Regions from separate parts of the Homo sapiens genome. Here region 2 is linked to region 1. Evidence: chromatin loops called from intact Hi-C (ENCODE). Cell type or tissue: PC-3. All regions are shown on one strand. Each heading gives the region's core, and the rest is flanking DNA. Links, peaks and the distances in the headings are about the cores only.

Evidence for each region. Hi-C counts contacts between places; a loop is a spot of excess contacts. Peaks named below come from ENCODE experiments on the same cell type or tissue, not always from the same donor. Only the 100,000 strongest peaks of a DNase experiment are listed, where the experiment ranks them.
Region 2: it touches region 1 in a loop (3-fold over the local background); 15 of 110 quality-filtered maps call a loop at or near these places.

The regions. Positions count from the first base shown.
Region 1 is chr5:142,119,631-142,122,559 of GRCh38, reverse strand. The region is part of intron 1 of NDFIP1 (Nedd4 family interacting protein 1); the gene reads right to left. Among named protein-coding and RNA genes, the nearest start is that of NDFIP1, 12 kb to the right of the region's middle. In PC-3, for the core only: no CTCF peak of the experiment used is centred there; no DNase peak of the experiment used is centred there; H3K27ac peaks cover 1,105 bases.
Region 2 is chr5:142,023,580-142,026,508 of GRCh38, reverse strand. No RefSeq gene overlaps it. Among named protein-coding and RNA genes, the nearest start is that of GNPDA1, 12 kb to the right of the region's middle. In PC-3, for the core only: no CTCF peak of the experiment used is centred there; a DNase peak (open chromatin) is centred at 1,498; H3K4me3 peaks cover 1,997 bases; H3K27ac peaks cover 1,246 bases.

The DNA.
Region 1 (2,929 bases), core at 286-2,785:
ATCAACAAAAAATGAATTTACACATATCCAGCAATTCCACTCCTAGTTATATGTCCAACAGAAACATTTACATATGATACCAAAAGACACATAAGGAGGGAAAAAGCAACAGTATTCATAAAACTGGAAATTATTCAAATGCCTATCTACAGTAGAATAGGTAAATAAATTGTGGTATTTTCACATAATGAGACAGCAGTGTGCATGAATAAACTGTAACCCACATGGGTAAATTTTGCAACATCATGTTGAGCAAAAGAAGCCAGACTCAAAACAGTATTTACTGTATGATTAGATTCATATAAAGATTTTTTTAAAGAACAGGCAAACTAAACATACCAGTGAGTATGTCCCGGGAGGAGAGTGACTGGAAAGGCACTGAAGGGATCTTTTGGAGTGCTGGCAATGCTGTTTCTGGATTTAAGTACTAGTTAGCTGTGCATGTTCAGTTTGTGAAAATTCATTGAGCTGCACATTTGTGATTGTACATGTTTTTATACATAAATCATACTTCACTAACAATTCAGAAATGGGAGAAGAAAAAGACTGTACGAGGAATAGTGATGCAGACTGTGAGCCCTCTGTGGACTGAGACCTTTGCATGGTTTATCACTGCGTTCACCCCAGCACTTACCAGTGAGTGGCACAGCATGGATACATTAGTGAGTGTTGGCCAAAACAGGCATGGAGGTGGATTTCTAACAGAAACTTAGCTGAAGAAATAGCAGCTAATCTTAATACCATTTTAACTTACCAGTTCGCATCTATGAAAAGTATTCATATTACTTTACAAATCTCCAAATAAATTCACAGGCTATGCATGTAGCCATACACAGATGACTGCTATAACTGTAGAGAGGACAGTGATGATGGTTTCAGGAGAGGAGAACAGCAGGTATGGTATCCCCATCAGTACTCAGCACAAGGAGTGCATTTTAAACATGGAAGAGTTGAGGAGAAACATGGCCTTACAAAGCAACTAAGGCAAAAGCAGCTCTCTCCTACTGACTGGTCTAAAAGAATACGTGTGAAACAAACAAACTTTCAAAAAAGATTGCTATGATTTGGATGGCAGTCACAGGTCTCTGATTTATTATTGTTATTTTGCACAAGGTATATCTATACTATGTATTCCTTTCATATGTATCCATAATTTCACAATAAAAATGAAAAGAATAGTATGGCTTTATAGTTACCAATTTTAGAAAGAAATAACAGAAAAGAAACACAAAGGAGAAACAGGCATCTCCAACCTTTATCTCTTTAGAAATGAGAAATGTTTAACATTTAGTATTCAACCTACAGCACTTAGCATTAAGTGCTCAGGTGTTCAATTAAAGTTTGTATTATATATGAAGGAAAACTTATCTTGATCACAATGTAATTCCTACAATATTGTTTCTTCTAAAAACAACCAATTAGTATATCCCAAGAATGGAATATTCCACATTGAAAAGACAGTGAAATCAAATGTAGACACTGAAAGACAGTGACAGAGCCATGCCTAGAACCCAGGCTTGCATGTTGACTGCAGCCTGCTCAGCTCTGATAGTGAGAAGTTCCAAAAGCTATGCTTGCTCATTAGCCTGGAGTAGAGCATACTCAGGTAGACATTATGGGTGGGAAAAGGTATTCTATTCAGGAGAGTCCACCTTGATTCAGGCCTGGTCATGAGGTCCCCTCTTCCTTCAAGAACAAAGAGAGCCAAAAAGTAGGTGCATCAAGCATTTAATACCTTTCCTGTTACACTATCATCACAGAATGTTTCATTCTACAAGTATTCAACTGCTAGGTTAATTTAACAACTCTCATTAAATGTGTCAGGCCACAACTGATGTGGGGTCTGGGGACAGAACAGTGACATGGCTGGTGTTTTTGGCCTCACTAAGTCTGCAAGTTTAGCAAATGAAACACAAAGAATTACACTTACTGTATAATGTCCAATTAAAGATTAGACAGTTGCCTCTTATTCCTCCTGAAACCCTCTTAAATATAAATGTGAGTAAAATGTTGTTTGTTTAAAGGCAAAAAAACTTACAAGCAACAGGAAAGGAAGCAGCAATAAATTTCTGAAAGCTAGAAGCAGGATGACAAGTGGTAACTGACTCAGCAGACCCAAGAAAGCTAAATCCTAAACCAGAAAGCCAAAAAACAACCTGTTTTGTATCCCCCAAAAGCTCAAGAACTGGTGGCACCAGGTACTGGTAGAAGTACAAGTGAAAATGAGATTTATAAACAGACGAGATTGGGCATGTTCAGAGTGGTATGGCTGTAGACGAGATTTATAAACAGAAAGAAAGTTTGGGCCGGGTGCAGTGGCTCATGCCTGTAATCCCAGCACTTTGGGAGGCTGAGGTGGGCAGATTGCCTGAGGTCAGGAGTTTGAGACCAGCCTGACCAACATAGTGAAACCCCGTCTCTACTAAAAATACAAGAATTAGCTGGACATTGTGGTGCGTGCCTGTAATCCCAACTACTCGGGAGGCTGAGGCAGGAGAATTGCTTCAACCCGGGAGGCAGAGATTGCAGTGAGCTGAGATGGCACCACTGCACTCCAGCCTGGACAACAGAGCGAGACTCCGTCTCAAAAATAATAATAATAATAATTTGACAACAAGTAGCTAAATCAACACTGAATTCTATAGAGAAAGGACTGTGATGATTAAAGGGACTTGGGTTTTATCTGTAGCGCTTTCAATTTTTATAGGATTGTATTCATTGTTAATCAAAATTTAACAATAAGTCTAAGATGAATTTGGTAATAGATATATGAGTGTTATGTTATACTATTCTTGCAACCTTCTCTAAGTTTAAAATTATTTCTAAATAAAATTTTCTTTAAAGGTACTTTAAAAAGAAAGCAAACATGATCATTAGCAGAAAGTTTGGAAAATAAAGAAAAATCAGTCCTACCATTTTTCTTAAAACG
Region 2 (2,929 bases), core at 232-2,731, 96 kb after region 1:
ACTTGCAGTGAGCCGAGATCGCGCCACTGCACTCCAGCCTGGGCGATAGAGAGAGACTCTGTATATATATATATATATGTATATATATATACACACACATATATATGTATATATATACACACATATATGTATATATATGTGTATATGTATATATACATATATATGTATATGTGTATATATACATATATATGTATATGTGTATATACATATACATGTATATGTATATACATATATGTATATATATACATATAGACTATATATAATATGTATATATTATATATTATATATCATATATCATATATTATATATGATATATATTATATACAATATATCATATATATGATATGATATATATTGTTATTATATATGTGTATATATAGACATAATGCATCACAGAGAATAAAGAAATGAAAACAGTATCAAAGGATATGCCATAAAAAGGAAGACTCCCTCCGCTTGCTGCCTTTTAGTTCCCTTCCCCCAAAGAGATCTCTGCGACCTGTTTCTTTAGCATCCTTCTAGAAATTGTCTATGCGCGCAGGAACATATATTTATTCTTACCTCCTTACCCTCATGCATGTTTTAGCACACATGTTATACGGAGTTCTGTATCTTGCTTTTAAAAATTTATTTAACTATTGTGGTAGTCTTCCTATCAGCTCATGGAACTGGCTCCTTTTTAGTAGCTGCATTGTATTCCATTTTACAAGTGTGCAAAACTATTCAATCAGTCCCTGATTGACGGATATTTAGGTTGTTCTAATATTTTTCTTTAACAAGCCGGGATGCCATGGATGCCCTTCCAGAAAGACAAAGGACTTAGATTTCTTTCTGTCGGATATGGGGCTTTCCCTCCCTTCCCGTCTCACTTTCCCCATAGAGTTGGCTGTGTATGTGGGGCACATCCTGTATTTTGTCTACTTGACTTTGTCAAGACTCCTTGAATGTCCTGTGTTCAGCTTTTTTCAATACATTCAAAAATCATCAGAGCTACTTTTCCTCGACAGTAACTGGCACCTAAATTAAATCACCTAAATGGCAACACTAGCTGAAAAGCGTATCTCCATAAAGATTTGGACAATACCTTCTTGGTTTCATGCAGGTTCGGCTGAGGGAAGAACAGAAGGGAAGACTGAGAATTAAGGGTACTTATTTTTTTATTCGGGAAAGGAAAACACTGTTCTTTGCAGAAGCCCAAAGTCATGAACAGGAGCCACCGTTAATTAGAGATAACTTCTAATCATACACACGTTCTGAAAATCAGCCAGTCGGCGACAGCATCGCTGCAGTAACTGCACTCCTAAAAGTAAGCGGATCCACTACAGCCCGAAAGGCAGCGCATCAGGGCCGGCCCCTCGGTCCCCTCCGCTGCTCGACAGCAGCCAATGAGCAAGTGTCTCGCTCTAGCGCCGGCGCTCCCGGAAGTCGGAGGCGAAAGGCAGCCTCCGCCTGTGATTTGCTAACACAGCTGAAAGGCCTTAGATTCCTAAATACTTAGGCTTCAGAAGCGCCACCAGACCCTGCATGACCCGCTTCCCTAAACCTTACACTAAATCAGCCCTGGGGGTTGGGAGACTTTCCCATAGAGGTACGGTTCTCTCTTGCAAGCAAACCGGAAGTTCACTTTTTTTTTCTTTTGGCATCAGATGTCAGGTTCAATGTAACGCAACTCTTTTAACAGTTGGACCTTGTTTATGGTTTGTTATGAGTTTGGACTTACGAGTGACAGATGTACTGAAGCGGCTGAGCTTAGCAAAGTCAGTCTTCCATTTTTGCAGTAGTTTATATGATCTGTTTTTTATTTGCGTATATTTGAACCACTGATTGTCAAAAAGCAAGTGTAAATTTTGTGATGAAATTTCTGACCAGTGGACATTTATTAAACAAGGAAAAGTCCTTTTGAAGCTCTTTGTGCAGTAATTGTTCATTTAGTATAAAAATGATAGAAAGTTAGATGGAAACTAGCATATATGAATGGCTAAACATAAAAGAGATGTAAGATTTTCTCAACCAGTACTAAGAAAAGTGATACACCAACAAAGTTTTTTGATTAAGAGAAACTCAGATTAAGACAAAAATAGTTGTAATAGAAGTTGTAATGGCCTTCCACACTATATCATTATCAGTCTTTCTGCTCAAATAACTATTTGAACATACTACTGACAAAGTATTTTCTGGTTCCAAAATTGCAAGCAAAATTTCAAATGCTAGGATAAAATCGACTGCCCTAATAAAAAATATAATAGCTTCATTTATTATTACAGAGATTATCAAATATCTAAATGCCTCATCTTTTTGTGGCATAGCCACAATACAAGTATCACAATACAGGTACAACTTTTCCTGCGCGCACTAGTTTTCTCATAAAAACACTTGCAACAAGGCAATTGCAGGTAGAATCCCTTCCAGGTGAGACTTCAGAAACAATAGCAAATATTTGCAGAGCCTCTTGAGTTGGCAGTTAATGAAAACGTTTTTACTGCTTTCGTTGGAAATAATACAAATAGAACTTTTGTTGGATGTATGCTTACAAGTACACTATTTATTTGAGTTGAAGCAAAGCCTCAATGATCCTATGGAAGGTATTGGCAGTCCTGCTCGTGTTCTCATAATGCTGCGTAAATAGCATTGGATGGATCTCTTCTATTGAAACTGAAGTAATTATCATGAAATTGTTCTCTTACTTTAGTATTTATAGGGTTCTAACTGAACATTTTAAGGATTTTTATGATTTTGGCATTCGGAATTATTCATTTCTCTTGCATTCAAAAATCCATTGGATCTCTTTAACAAACATAGTTGAGAGAATCTTCCATTTATTTCAAGCACTGAAATTATACTTTAATTATGAAGAAAAGGCCCCCAAAATTCTTGACTTTTAAAATAATCCATTGAATGGTGCCTAGTTATTTCTCATTCATAGTTTTCA